Regions from separate parts of the Homo sapiens genome. Here region 1 is linked to region 2. Evidence: chromatin loops called from intact Hi-C (ENCODE). Cell type or tissue: HCT116. All regions are shown on one strand. Links, peaks and the distances in the headings refer to the core of each region. The heading gives the core; the rest is flanking DNA.

Region 1 (7,968 bases), core at 1,657-6,656, 150 kb after region 2:
CCAGGCCTGCCTTACAAGAGCTCCTGAAGGAAGCACTAAACATGGAAAGGAACAACTGGTACCAGCCACTGCAAAAACATGCCAAATTGTAAAGATCATTGAGGCTAGGAAGAAACTGCATCAACTAACGAGCAAAATAACCAGCTAACATCATAATGACAGGATCAGATTCACACATAACAATATTAACCTTAAATGTAAATGGGTAAATGCTCCAATTAAAAGACACAGACTGGCAAATTGGATAAAGAGTCAAGACCCATCAGTGTGCTGTATTCAGGAGACCCATCTCACATGCAGAGACACACATAGGCTCAAAATAAAGGGATGGAGGAAGATCCACCAAGCAAATGGAAAACAAAAAAAAGCAGGGGTTGCAGTCCTATTCTCTGATAAAACAGACTTTAAACCAACAAAGATCAAAAGAGACAAAGAAGGCCATTACATAATGGTAAAGGGATCAATTCAACAAGAAGAGCTAACTATCCTAAATATATATGCACCCAATACAGGAGCACCCAGATTCATAAAGCAAGTCCTTAGAGACCTACAAAGAGACTTAGACTCCCACACAATAATAATGGGAGACTTTAACACCCCACTGTCAACATTAGACAGATCAAAGAGACAGAAAGTTAACAAGGATATCCAGGAATTGAACTTGGCTCTGCACCAAGCAGACCTAACAGACATCTACAGAACTCTCCACCCCAAATCAACAGAATATACATTCTTCTCAGCACCACATCACACTTATTCCAAAATTGACGGAAGGAAAACACTCCTCAGCAAATGTAAAAGAACAGAAATTATAACAAACTGTCTCTCAGACCACAGTGCAATCAAACTAGAACTCAGGATTAATAAATTCACTCAAAACTGCTCAACTACATGAAAACTGAGCCACCTGCTCCTGAATGACTACTGGGTACATAACGAAATGAAGGTAGACATAAAGATGTTCTTTGAAACTAATGAGAACAAAGACACAACATACCAGACTCTCTGGGGCACATTTAAAGCAGTGTGTAGAGGAAAATTTATAGCACTAAATGCCCACAAGAGAAAGCAGGAAAGATCTAATATTGACACCCTAACATCACAATTAAAAGAACTAGAAAAGCAAGAGCAAACACATTCAAAAGGTAGCAGAAGGCAGGAAATAACTATGATCAGAGCAGAACTGAAGGAGATACAGACACAAAAAACCCTTCAAAAAATCAATGAATCCAGGAGCTGGTTTTTTGAAAAGATCAACAAAATTGACAGACCACTAGCAAGACTAATAAAGAACAAAAGAGAGAAGAATCAAATAGATGCAATAAAAAATGATAAAGGGGATATCACCACCAATCCCACAGAAATACACACTACCGTCAGAGAATACTATAAACATCTCTATGCAAATAGATTAGAAAATCTAGAAGAAATGGATAAATTCCTGGATACATATACCCTCCCAAGACTAAACCAGGAAGAAGTTGAATCCCTGAACAGACCAATAACAGGCTCTGAAATTGAGGCAATAATGAATAGCCTACCAACCAAAAAATGTCCAGGACCAGATGGATTCACAGCCGAATTCTACCAGAGGTACAAAGAGGAGCTGATACCATTCCTTCTGAAACTATTCCAATCAATAGAAAAAGAGGGAATCCTCCCTAACTCATTTTATGAGGCCAGCGTCATCCTGATACCAAAGCCTGGCAGAGACACAACAAAAAAAGAGAATTTTAGACCAATATCCCTGATGAACATCGATGCAAAAATCCTCAATAAAATACTGGCAAACCAAATCCAGCAGCACATCAAAAGCTTATCGACCATGATCAGGTTGGCTTCATCCTTGGGATGCAACGGTGGTTTAACATATGCAAATCAATAAAGGCAATCCATCATATAAACAGAACCAAAGACAACCACATGATTATCTCAATAGATGTAGAAAAGGCCTTTGACAAAATTCAGCAGCCCTTCATGCTAAAAACTGAATAAACTACGTATTGATGGAACATATCTCAAAATGATAAGACCTATTTAGGACAAACCCACAGCCATTATCATACTGAATGGGCAAAAACTGGAAGCATTCCCTTTGAAAACTGGCACAAGACAGGGATGCCCTCTCTCACCACTCCTATTCAACATAGTGTTGGAATTTCTGGCCAGGGCAATCAGGCAGGGGAAAGAAATAAAGGGTATTCAAATAGGAAAAGAGGAAGTCAAATTGGCCCTGTTTGCAGACGACATGATTGTATGTTTAGAAAACCTCATTGTCTCAGCCCAAAAACTCCTTAAGCTGATAAGCAACTTCAGCAAAGTCTCAGGATACAAAATCAATGTGCAAAAACCACAAGCATTCCTATACACCAATAACAGACAAACAGAGAGCCAAATCATGAGTGAACTCCCATTCACAATTGCTTCAAAGAGAATAAAATACCTAGGAATCCAATTTACAAGGGATGTGAAGGACCTCTTCAAGGAGAACTACAAACCACTGCTCAACAAAATAAAAGAGGACACAAACAAATGGAAAAACATTCCATGCTAATGGAGAGGAAGAATCAATATCGTGAAAATGGCCATACTGCCCAAGGTAATTTATAGATTCAATGCCATCCCCATCAAGCTACCAAAGACTTTCTTCACAGAATTGGAAAAAACTACTTTAAAATTCATATGGAACCAAAAGGAGCCCGCATTGCCAAGACAATCCTAAGCCAAAAGAACAAAGCTGGAGGCATCACGCTGCCTGACTTCAAACTACACTACAAGGCTACTGTAATCAAAACAGCATGGTACTGGTACCAAAACAGATATAGACCAATGGAACAGAACAGAGCCCTCAGAAATAATACCACACATCTACAACCATCTGATCTTTGACAAATCTGACAAAAACAAGAACAAGAAATGGGGAAAGGATTCTCTATTTAATAAATGGTGCTGGGAAAACTGGCTAGCCATATGTAGAAAGCTGAAACTGGATCCCTTCCTTACACCTTATACAAAAATTAATTCAAGATGGATTAAAGACTTAAATGTTAGACCTAAAACCATAAAAACCCTAGAAGAAAACCTAGGCCATACCATTCAGGACATAGGCATGGGCAAGGACTTCATGTCTAAAACACCAAAAGCAATGGCAACAAAAGCCAAAATTGACAAATGGGATCTAATTAAACTAAAGAGCTTCTGCACAGCAAAAGAAACTATCATCAGAGTGAAGAGGCAACCTACAGAATGGGAGAAAACTTTTACAATCTACCCATCTGACAAAGGGCTAATATCCAGAATCTACAAAGAACTTAAATAAATTGACAAGAAAAAATCAAACATCCCCATCAAAAAGTGGGTGAAGGATATGAGCAGACACTTCTCAAAAGAAGACATTTATGCAGCCAACAGACACATGAAAAAATGCTCATCATCACTGGCCATCAGAGAAATGCAAATCAAAACCACAATGAGGTAACTTCTCACATCAGTTAGAATGGCAATCATTAAAAAGTCAGGAGACAACAGGTGCTGGAGAGGATGTGGAGAAATAGGAACACTTTTACACTGTTGGTGGGACTGTAAACTAGTTCAACCATTGTGGAAGACAGTGTGGTGATTCCTCAAGGATCTAGAACTAGAAATACCATTTGACCCAACCATCCCATTACTGGGTATATACCCAAAGGATTATAAATCATGCTGCTATAAAGACAGATGCACACATATGTTTATTGTGGCACTATTCACAATAGCAAAGACTTGGAACCAACCCAAATGTCCAACAATGATAGACTGGATTAAGAAAATGTGGCACATATACACCATGGAATACTATGCAGCCATAAAAAAGGATGAGTTCATGTCCTTTACAGGGACATGGATGAAGCTGGAAACCATCATTCTGAGCAAACTATCGCAAGGACAGAAAACCAAACACTGCTTGTTCTCACTCATAGGTGGGAATTGAACAATGAGAACACTTGGACACAGGATGGGGAACATCACACACTGGGGGCCTGTCGTGGGGTGGGGGAAGGGGCGAAGGATAGCATTAGGAGATATACCTAACGTAAATGACGAGTTAATGGGTGCAGCACACCAACATGGCACATGTATACATATGTAACAAACCTGCACGTTGTGCACATGTACCCTAGAACTTAAAGTATAATTTAAAAAATAAGTAAATAAATAAATAAAAGAATTCTCAACTTGAGAAAAAGGTATTTTGAACTACATGATAATGAAGGTATTTCATATTTGTAGGAAACAGCTAAAGCAGTGCATAGAAGGACATTTATACTTTTAAGTGTTTATTTTAGAAAAAATGCTTAAAATAAATGATCTACACTTCTACTTGAAGATGACAGAAAAAGGAGGAAATTGAACCAAAATTAAGAAGAAATATGAAAATGATACATACAAGAATGAAAAGCAATTTACATAGAAAAGGGACAGAAAATAGAGAAAAGTAACAAAGTCAAAAGTTTGTTCTTTGAAAATGTTAATAAAATTGATTAAAATATAGTAAGACAGAGAAAAAAGAGAATGTACAAGTCACAGTTGTCAGGAATGAAAGAGAGGTCATCACTACTGATCCTAGAGGCATTAAAAGGATAGTAAAGGGGTAGTATGAACAATTTTATGCAAATAACTTCAAGAACACAGATGAACAATACATCAGAAGCAATACTTTATACCTGGAGGTATTGCAGAAATTATTAACATCATCACAAAGTTGAAAGACAAAGGAGTGGTGAATCCTCCTATCTTCATGACAAGTTACCTAGTAATAACAAGTAATTTTGGAGAATATCAGTCGATTATTGTAAAATTAGTTAGGTAGTAATAGTAACTCCAATCAGCTCCTATCCTAGATGTGGGTTCTATCTAGTTTGCTGCAAGACTGCCTATCATGAATGGGTATTATCTTACTTATCAAGTCATAAAATTGGGTTGCCTAGCAGCACTTACTCAACAAGGCTAAGCAAGTGACATAAGACTGAGTTTAAGCAGGCCTTAAATGTACCAGTGAGTTGTGTGAGCAAGCGGCTCACATTCTCAGTGTTCCTACTGTTGATGCATAGCCACATCACCTTCTACCTGCTTACATAGCTTCATGGGTGGGAGGAGTACCCTATGACCAGTTGATTAAAGAAGCAAAACATTAAACTTGATTTTTAGGTGATACTGTGCTATATGCAGACTGTTCTCATTAACCTCAATTGTGTGTGATGACAAGGACAATGATGAAGAGAAATCCTCTCTGTAATAGGCAGAATTATATGTGGAATATCTTTTCTTCACATATCCTGGAAAGAAAGTTGTCCTGCATTACGAGTCTAAAATGACTTATAATCAGTGGCTAATACTTGTCTGGGTCATCAGGGACTAGAGAAGAACAATACTGAGGATTGATAATGAGAGGATCTAGGGGCAGGGTAAGTGGATGGAAACCTCTATTATACCAAGGGTGGGTGGTAGGAGTGGCTTGCCCCAGGTACAAGCAACTTTTTAGAACTTAGACCAGCAGAAAGTTTTTTGAGAGGGAGTATTGTGAACTGGCATTGTTTGGAATTGCTAGCAGATGGTGCTAAGAAGAAGAAGATTAAATCGTAGTTGCCATTATTATTATTATTATTTAAATTATCTGCCAACAATGCACTTCTTATCACCTGCACCTGTTGAACCACTCCCATTTCCCCACCTTAGGTCCAGAGTGTGTCAGTATTGGTGCCTTATGAATGCTCACCAATGGCCCTCAAAACTAAGGACTTTCTCAATCAGATGGCAAAGGATGGACCAGATGGCCAGTTCAGGGATGTAAGTCAGCAGCCACTTTCCTTGGCCACTCCAGTGATTGCTCAGTGAGCTTATTGAAAGTGTGGTGGGAAGGATGAAAATTATATATGTGGGATATGGCTTCTTTCACTGCTGTGTGTCTACTTTGCCAACATCAGAGATTAACACTGAGCCCTGCTATGTCACCATAAATCAGTATCACTGGCCAGCCACCTGGTGGCAGAATAATGATATTGGACTTTTATTGTTGGCAGGGGGTAGGAATTAACCTTACTGGAATAAACAGTCTTATATGAAATTGTCTTCCTTAAAGCACTCAACTCATAAAACTAGAAAAGATAAATAAACGAAATTGAAGAGAGGCATAATAGAGACAAAAACAGAAATACTTTTAAACTACAACAACCACAAAAAAGATTTTAACAATAAAACCTATAGGTCATAAATTGAAAAGACTTATGAAATAGACAAAAACTATTGCTATTCCACTAATAGATTAATACAGAGAGAATGGCAAATAAATATTTGGAATGAGAAAGGCAACAAAATGGTAGATAGGAAAAATTATTTAAGAATCTGTCTTTAGGCTGGGTGTGGTGGTTCACGCCTGTAATCTCAGCATTTTGGGATGCCGAGGTGGGCAGATCACGGAGTCAAGAGATCGAGACCATCCTGGCCAACATGGTGAAACCCTGCCTCTATTAAAAATACAAAAAAATTAGCTGGGCACGGTGGTGTGTGCCTGTAGTTCCAGCTACTTGGGAGGCTGAGGCAGGAGAATCACTTGAACATGGGAGGTGGAGGTTGCAGTGAGCTGAGATCACGCCACTGCACTCCAGCCTCGTGACAGAGTGAGACTCTGTCTCAAAAAAAAGAGAAGAATCTGTCTGTAAGTGTATATCAATAGACTTGAAAATCTTGATTAAATCGATAATTTTCTAGGTAACTGCAAATTATCAAAATTAACTAAAGGAGGTAAAAAAAAATCTGAAATAGGCTAATAAAAGGAATAAAATAAAAAAAGATAGTAAAAGGCCTACCACTCTGAAAAAAGGCACCAGGTTCAGATAGTCTTACGTGCAAATTGTACCACATTCTTAAATATTAGATAATTCCTAGGCCATATAAACTAAATGACATTTACACCTAGTTGATTTTTGACAAAGGTGCCAAGAACACACAGTGGTGAAAACTGGATATCCAAATACAGAAGAATGAAATTAGACCCTTACCTCACACCATATACAAAGATCAACTCAAAATGGATTAATGTAAAACCCAAAACCATAGAACTACTAAAAAAAAAAAAATAGGGGAAAATCCCCACAATATTGGCCTGGGAAATGCTCTTTTTGGATATGACCTCAACAACACAGGAGACAAAAGCAAAAATAGACAAATGAGATTACATCAAATTAAAAAGACAGCAAAGGAAACAGAGTAAAGAGACAGTCTACAGAATAGTGGAAAATATTTGCAAATTATACTTCTAATACAAGGGTTAATATCCAAAATATATAGGGAATTCAAACAACTCAATAGCAAAAAAACAACCCAATTTAAAAATAGGCAAAAGACATGCAAATGACCAATAGGCATATGAAAAAATGCATCATTAATCATCATGGAAATGCAAATAAAAAAAAACCACAGTGATATATCACTTCACTCCTGTTAGAATGGCTATTATCAAAACGACAAAAGATAAGTGTTGATGAGAACACTAATGTAGAGAAAAGGGAATCCTTGCACACTAAGGGAATGCAAATTAGTACAGCCATTATGGAAGACAGTATATAGTTTCCTCAGAAAATTAAAAATAAGACTACCATATGATTTAATAATCCCACTGTTGGGTATATATCCAAAGGAAATAAAGTTAGTATGTTGGGGAGACATCTAAGCACTCCCATGTTTATTTTACCCCTGTTCACAATAGTCAAGATATGGAATCAACCCATGTCCATTAACAGATGAATGGATAAAGAAAATGTGATATATATGTCATATGTATATATGAATATCTTATATATATCAGATATCAGATATATCATATATATATATAAATATTATTCGGCTGTAAAAAGAAGGAAATCCTGTCATTTCCAACCACATGGATAAACCTGGAGGACATTATGTTAAGTGAAATAAGCCAGGCACAGA
Region 2 (7,968 bases), core at 1,552-6,551:
AAATGGAAGGAAGGACTTGTGCCACTGTGATTTCCTCCTGCAAATGAAATGTAATTTGTACAAATAATCAAACTCTTCTTTTTTCTTTACCAGATTTGCACACCATATATTCAATGACAAGTCCTCTTGAAAGGTGATGGGAAGTGTTATTAAATTCCAAATATCTACTCCTCATCTGATAAAGCCATTCTGATGTTTGCAGTATGAATTTGATTTGCAGTTAGAATTCCCCACATTGAATACAAATCCCAAACAGCAAATTCAGCTCTGAATCTCTGGAAAATAGCATGTAATGGGTGGATCGATCCAACTAGAGTGTAAATTTGAGGTGCCGTGTGCTTTATCTGAGCATTAACAATTTATTCAGACCATTTTGTGTCCCATTTCCCACCCAAGCAAGTTGAGAACACTACATTTGCTTTTTACTTTTTTCCCTTCATGTTATGACACAAAATCGTTTCTCCAGTTTCAATTACTTTGATGATTGCAGCAGCAATGATTAAGAGAAAATACATCTTTGAAAGGGGCAGAAATATGGTAAGCCTTTCCCACTGATGGTAGCTAAAAAGCATATACTAAACAACTACAGAATACCCAGCACATTGATGGGTGCTGTGTGGTACAGAAAGAAGAAACAAGCCCCATAGGAGCTCACTGCAGACATATCTGAGTGAAGGAGTAAAGGGTTGGAGCTCAGGAAAGGGAAAAGCATATCATCATCTCATTGCTGGACTCTGATCCCTTAAAGCCCAAGTTGAGGAGGAAGTGGTCAGAAGAAAAGTGTATTTTTAGCCCCCTCCCATTTTAGAGACATTCTAAGATGGAGCTAGCAGGAGGAGAAGGATAGATATGGGATGGCAAACTGGTTTATTTGCAATAGGCTGGTTTTAATTCTCCACAGTAGTGAGTTTGAGGGCAATGCAATGCAAAGGACAACTTATTTATTTAATGTTAGGTTATAAGCAACCTTGAAGGCAAAAATCCTCCTCTTTTTGTCTTTTTATTTTTTTTTAACCCTCCATAGTATCCCGTCCAAAGGCAGCAGGTAAGTGGTAGGGTCCAGCCCTCAAAGAAGCTGATATTCTCCACCCACCTCCGTATACACTTGTAAGTTGAGAGCCAAATCCTCTGTCAGACACATTTTCCTTGTCAAATCATGCCCGTCCCACCTCACTGACACTGATAGTCCTGGGAGCCAATTCTGATGCCAACCTGTGTTGAACTCCTAGATGTGAGTGCACTTTCTTGAAGGGCAGGTTGGGCTAAAACTTGACCTTTGGGAGCTTTGAGAGGTGGGAAGAGGAGCAGAGGGCTGCCGGGGAGAGAGAGATTTCCTGGTTATTGCTATAGGGAGTCTGTTTACTTGCCTTCAAGGGTCACAGGCATCTGAATGGACTTCTCTGGCTCTGCTCTTGGGTTTGATTTCAGAGGACTTGGTCCTGTGGAATTCCACTCCCCATCGACCCTCCCCTTACTGTTAGGTATGGGACTTTTATTCCACAGTTATGACTCAAGCCTTCCTGAGGAGCACTGCAGCTTTCTTGCAGCAGCAGCAATTGGAAAGGCTGTTTTAAGTGGAGTTTACTGTTGTTGTATAAACCTTCATTTAAAATTGACTATAAAGTGTTTCTGAACCTGCCAAACACGCATTAAAATATTTTGCTCCATTTATGCCTATGTGTAACATTTGGTTTCTAAAAAGCTTTAATCAGTAATCTTCAAGTAGGAAGTTATTCATCTTTATTGCCAGTCGGTTCTCAGTGGTGGTCGTGGCAACAATCTTTTTATTGCTTCTGTGTTTAGTTGTTCTTTGACATGATAGAAGTCAGCCGCAGTTCAATGAGCTCACTATTTGTGCAACTTAATTGCTTGCTTCCTTCAATACATACTAAATTTTTCCTTTTATGAGCAGGGCTGTTGGAAAAATTAAGCTTAAGGATATAGCCATCCACTTTTAATTAACCTCCTTCCCAAACACATTAGTAAAATAGGTCAAATAACTGCTGAGTGCTAAGTGTACTGTTACTAAGGTCCTCCTCGGCTGAGAAGTGAATCCTGTATTAAGTGGACAAATATTGGAGCGTTGAGTATTTTCTGGAAGCCATGATGACATAAGAATAATGCTTTATAACAGTATTCTCTGCTGCACCATCTCCTCTAGGTTGTATGTATGGTTTGACTTTATCTGGCTCTACCATGGTTTTAGGTTATTTCGTTACATCTGTGTGAAATAAATAAAATATTTCTTTGGGTTTTGTTTTGTTTTTTGCTTTCTAGGTTATTGCTTCTTTTAAAGGGGGACCCAAAATTCAGCTTTTCCTTTTAGTAGTAACCCTGCTCTTATTTTGATTCACAATTCTTAGAATAATCTGGATATGTATAAATGCTTGTGATGAGTACAAAAATATGCTCAGTGAGGGAACTAATCTATCAAAATAGATTTATATAGAACTCTTATAATTCCTCTCCATGTCAGGGTTATATTCAGATGGAAAATCACTTTAATTGCAGCGGTGAAGGGCAGATTGGAGCTTTGCCAGCTTGACAGAAAATATTTTGAAGTTTATAGACCAAAAGAAAAAAAGAAAACGTGACAGTTTCCGAATTTGGCAGAAGGCAGGAAAATGTCAGGATATAGTTTATACTTTTAGAAAGGGGAACACAAAAGCAAAGACAATTAAAATGGGAGAATGTGCCAGATAGAGCTAAAGGTGAACATTTGTGATCTCTGTCCTCTATCTGCAGTTCCATGTTTAGCCTTTAAATGGGAGTGAGTGAAGAGTGAAGAGAAAAAGGAAACCCCCTCAACTGAATGCCAATAGACACAATAATTTCTTAAAAATGATTACTCAGTTATAATCTAATCTAAATCTTGCAGATTCATAGGTAGAGAATCTACGTTTCTCAAATAATCTGTTCTGATAAAATGACTACGTTTCTCAAATAACCTGTTCTGATAAAATGACTACGAGTTGGGTCAATACTTGTCCAGTGTATTTGTACCTCCTGACTTGGGTATATTTTCTGCATTAAGCTTAGTTATTGAGAAGCTTCTTGCAGCACCTTTTTTTCACTGTCGCATCAGAATGTCAGCGAATTGATGATATTCTGAACAGAATTGATGATGAAATGGTAAACTTTGTGGATCTTAGTTCGCCCACCTGCTAAAGAGGGGTAATGACCCTGTGCCAGTCTACACCCCAGGGGATTGTTAAAAAAGTTGATTAATCCTTGTCAGGAGTCTTAAGGCAAAAACATTTTCCCTGTGCCTTACTGTACCCCATCATGATGAGGCTTGCAGGAATGACTTCTTATTCGTTAGTTGTTAGTTATTTCTTTATATATATATATATTTTTTTTTTCGGAGTCTTGCTCTGTTGCCCAGGCTGGAGTGCAGTGGCACGATCTCAGCTCACTGCAACCTCAGTCTCCTGGGTTTAAGTGATTCTCTTGCCTCAGCCTCCCAAGCAGCTGGGATTACAATCACGCACCACCACACCTGGCTAATTTTTGTATTTTTCTGTAGAGACAGGGTTTCACCATGTTGGCCAGGCTGATCTCAAACTCCTGACCTCAAGTGATCCGCCCACCTCGGCCTCCCAAAGTGCTGGGATTACAGGCATGAGCCACCGCGTCCGGCTAGTTGTGGGTTCTAAAGGTTATTCTCTCTTATCTTTTGCCTGGTTAAGGCCTAAGATGCGAATGGCGATTGTTGACACATGGGAAATAGTTGAACCATCTGAAAGGTTAAGTATGGGAAGGGAGCACTGCATTTTCACATGCCTGCAGATGCTCTGGTGCCTGTCATTTCTGTGCTGGTCCACAGACTTCAGGCTGGGGTGGAGAGGGAGACTGTAACTTTTGGTGAAGGAAGAGCTGCTATGAATCAAAGTCAAGGGACTGAGTTAATGCTTTATTCCTGTCTAAACAATTAAGATGGCAAATTTCATACCTTTGGAAAGTTGAAAATACTTGTCTAAGAAAAGAAAAAAAAAGTGGAAGTCTAGGATTGACAGGTACGAGGAAATAAAGGATTTTGGAAACTTTCTGAGGCATTTAGTCTTGGTAATCATTTTTTTTTTGTATTCTTACACAGAGCCCTATTGCCAAGCTGCCTGAGGCAAATTTGCATGTGTTAGGTTTAACTCAGGCAACTTAGGTTTGCCTTTAAAATAGCCAAAACTTTGCCTCAGCATATGTTGGGTCATGTTAACCCTTCATGAATTGACATTTTGCTCATTTCATGGATTTGTCCACTATGGCTGTGGCTTTTCTAGCAGTCATTGGTAGACTTTAATTAAACAAATCCCGGAGGGAGACCTTGGAGCCACAAAAATACTTTCTACAACCAGCAGGTGGCACTGTGGATACTACAGTGGTGAAGAAACTGGGATATAGGAGGCAAAGATGAAAGCGGGGAGAACTCGGATAATGAGATAATATAAGCTAGTCTACAGATCTTTGAGAGGTTAACAGGGCATCTCAGAAAGCTATAAACCAGTCTCTGAATGTGGAAGGCTGCCATGGATTTGCCTTATAAGAACATTTCTCTGATTTTTAAAGTCTTTCCAGTGATACAATTGATATCTGCTTAAATTCTACTTATATGCTACTGCCCTGAGTTGAAAAACAAACTTGAACAGAAGATTTTTAGGTAATTTTAGAAATAAACATTTACACATATTCTAAAACCATAGCATGTAAAATAGGAACTCAAGCCTGGTGTATATAAAGTATTAAAAATTACATTTCATGCTTAGAGAATATTATTCACTAAGGAAACATGTTAATTTGATTTATTTTATTATATTAAAGAGATAGTAAGGACATTTTCTTGACCTGCATTAGCTTCTGCATTCTTTGTTGTCTATGATTCTCTTTAAGAATTTATTTGAAAGAGACTTCTGTAAATCAACTTTTATAACATACTTTTTGGGGTAAAGTTTGCTTCTTTGGAAGTTCATGTAGTGATTTATCTAGGTAATCAAATTGAATTCAGAGGTGGCAACGATTATTTACTTCCAAGTGAAATCTTCTTGAGATAGTAGGAATTGTCCATACTACCAGGGTTCTTTTGTGAGGGTTGGTGCTTTTTTCTTTTTTCCTGAGACATCAGAAGAAAACTTCTTTTGTAGCTTAGACCAGAGGCAGAGGCAGGTCCTGAGAAGGAAATGTAATTCCTCTCAATAAACATTTCCTAAGCTAAGGCCTCTTGGGAACACTGGCCTTTCTGCAGAAATGTGGACTTCTCTCCCTGACAAATTTATGCTCTCTGGGGGCAGATGTTTGAGCTACTTTTCCTCTCTGCCTCCAGCGGTAGAAAACAATTGTGTCCCTATGCTGGTGGAGTCCATTGTTCCAGAGGAAAGCTGAGGGGTTTGTGAATATGTGGAGGACTGCTGTAGAAATCAGTAATAGATTGATTATCGCATCCTACCTGAGGGCAAGGAACTGGGGATGGAAGTGGGAAGAGGAACAACAAAGCTAGATTTAGGATAAGGTGGCAGAACTTGAGATCTGACAGTGGCAGGTCAGAGTCTTAGGGGCCAGTTATAGTGACCTTAGACTCTTGCCCAAGTTCAGAACCTTACATGTTCTAGCCTGCCCGGTCTGGTGGGAGCTGAGGCAGCCATCTGGCTGAGTTGCTGAGGGAGGATGCTGTGAGTGGTCTCTCCACGTGACTGGAAAGTTTGACCAACTGAGGGGACCCAGGAATGGAAACCAGTTTACTGTATATTCAGAAACAGGGATATTTCTGATTCACCAGGGCAGGCCTCTCTCCTATTTCTTGGAACAGATTCCCTTCTTCTGAGTCTGGAGCCTGGGCAGTGCTTGAGCAGCAACAAGGAGCATAAGTTTCCTGTCACTTCCTCTTTGGCAGGTTGTGTCTGCAGACACTGGCTCCCATACCCCATAATTACTTTTTCACATTTTTTAATATAGTAACACATGGTTGGGCTTGTGGTGGGGGAACCAAGTGATGCCTCCAGGCCATGAACACTATAAATAACTTCAGGGATCATTTTATACGGTTAGGGAAGGAAGCAGCTTCTTTCTTAAGAAATAGCTTCAAGCAAAGAAGCAGGATTTAGGAACAAATAACTTTTATTTTCAAGAGCCCCTTTGCCTTTTCTATTTCTCTACAGATCAGCGATCTTATTGGTATTAATTTGTCTTCTCACCAGCCTTTCTTATACCACTTTTCAGCTTAGAGTGGTGATTGTAGCCATCTCGTCATATAGAGAAAAGTACATACATTTTGTTTATGAATGTGCAACTTTGAGCTTTGAGCTATCAAGTCCATTTTCCAAGGTTTGCTTATGACTCTGAATTCCCTAACAGGCACCCATGTACAAGCATATGTGTTGACTGAAGACCCATGTTATTTAAAGGGACTTCAATAAGAAATCTAGAAATAGTTCCTCATGCCTCTGACCATATTTTTAAACCACCTAAGGCAGCCCAATCTTAGAGTTTCCTGGGAATAGTTATTTAGGACATTTGTTGCAGGGACTCATGTTTAACAATCTTCATTGTCAGGAAGTTCTTCGTTTTATATAAATTTCCAATGTATTTAAAATGTTTTGCTTCTTTATTCAGTAGAGGTTGACAACAGCTTATTATGATTAGCTTTCAATAACTACCTTTTATGTGTTTCAATGGCCTAGTTTCTAAACTTGTACATAATTTAATAATTAACACCTAAATAAGAACAACACTACTTTCAATTTAATAAAAGCCTAATAGAAAAGTATCTGTAGCAAAAATATTCCAAAAACACTTTCTAGGTTTCACTAGAGTCTGTATGCTTTTGCTTGACCCATGTTTGTACAAATTTGATCCTCACAGTTCATTTCTAAAGCAGAGCAAGTAGTCTGGATTATCTTTGCATTATATGTAATATTGCTCTATAATATATTTACATTATAGGTAGGCAAAGACACTAGCCCAATGACAGAGATACAAAAAGGACCACAACTGTCCTAGGCATTAGAATATGTTTCTCTCTTAGTGACATTAATTCACTGAAATAAAACTATATCGATAGGCAAATGGGTTCATTTTACTCCTTGCATCTTGCATAAGTGTTGCATAATCATCTGGGACCAGGGACAAAAACTGCAGTGATAGGCAAGTCTGCGGGACTGGGCAGGAGCAAATGGGACAGATGCCCAGGAGGGATATATGGGGAAAATCAAAATCTATAGTCCTTAGTCGCTCTGGACTAATATTTGCCAAGCTCACAGGGTACCTGGCACTGTGCTCTGGATTTCCAATATAAATTTCTTCTCTTGCAGAAGGAGCTATCATTTTACTTCTCTCCTAAAAATGTGTTCTTGTAGACAGTGGTGGTTCCTTCATCAGAGGGCTTGACCTATAATGTCTCTGGCTTGTGTGCACCTAATGCTGTGGTGTTTGCATGACTGAGGAGTCACAAAGAAATTGCGGTTGAATGTCATTTCCAACAAATAATACTGTTTGATGATTTTATTTTAAAGACTTCTTGAGTGCTGAGAATCTGGTACAGCATATGTTTTGATGTGGTGCAGTGACAGCCACAATATCTGTCAAAAGGAACTATGAGAGATTAAATAGCAGAGTGCTTTTCTCTCATGATGTAGATGTAGCAGTACTTGCGAAGGAAAAAGCTTGTATTGTTTCTTGGACCCATCCCCTACACTCCTACACCGACCCTGTGAGATTAAGTAAGCTGGCAGCAGAACTGCAAGTTCTTGTTAACCATACATGCCCCAAGGCCCTAACACAAACAATCCCTATTATAAAATAAGACCTTTACAAATAATATTTTCAGAAAATACTTGTATTTGTTTTCTGCCATGCTGCATTTTTTGAGATGGTTACATGCTTACCTTAGGGAATGGCATGTCGCCAAAGCTAGAGGTCTGCCTGCTGAAGTTTCAATAGTGCTCATTATGAAGGAGAAGAAGTTTCTATTCCTACCCCTGG

The links. Peaks named below come from ENCODE experiments on the same cell type or tissue, not always from the same donor. Only the 100,000 strongest peaks of a DNase experiment are listed, where the experiment ranks them.
Region 1: it touches region 2 in a loop (11-fold over the local background); 11 of 110 quality-filtered maps call a loop at or near these places.

What each region holds. Positions count from the first base shown.
Region 1 is chr14:54,023,906-54,031,873 of GRCh38, reverse strand. No RefSeq gene overlaps it. Among named protein-coding and RNA genes, the nearest start is that of BMP4, 71 kb to the right of the region's middle. In HCT116, for the core only: a CTCF peak has its summit at 6,018; a DNase peak (open chromatin) is centred at 6,013.
Region 2 is chr14:54,171,908-54,179,875 of GRCh38, reverse strand. The region is part of intron 4 of LOC105370507 (a long non-coding RNA gene); the gene reads left to right. Among named protein-coding and RNA genes, the nearest start is that of BMP4, 220 kb to the right of the region's middle. RefSeq lists a silencer at 1,691-1,985. In HCT116, for the core only: a CTCF peak has its summit at 4,354 (motif pointing right); a DNase peak (open chromatin) is centred at 4,385; H3K27ac peaks cover 4,527 bases.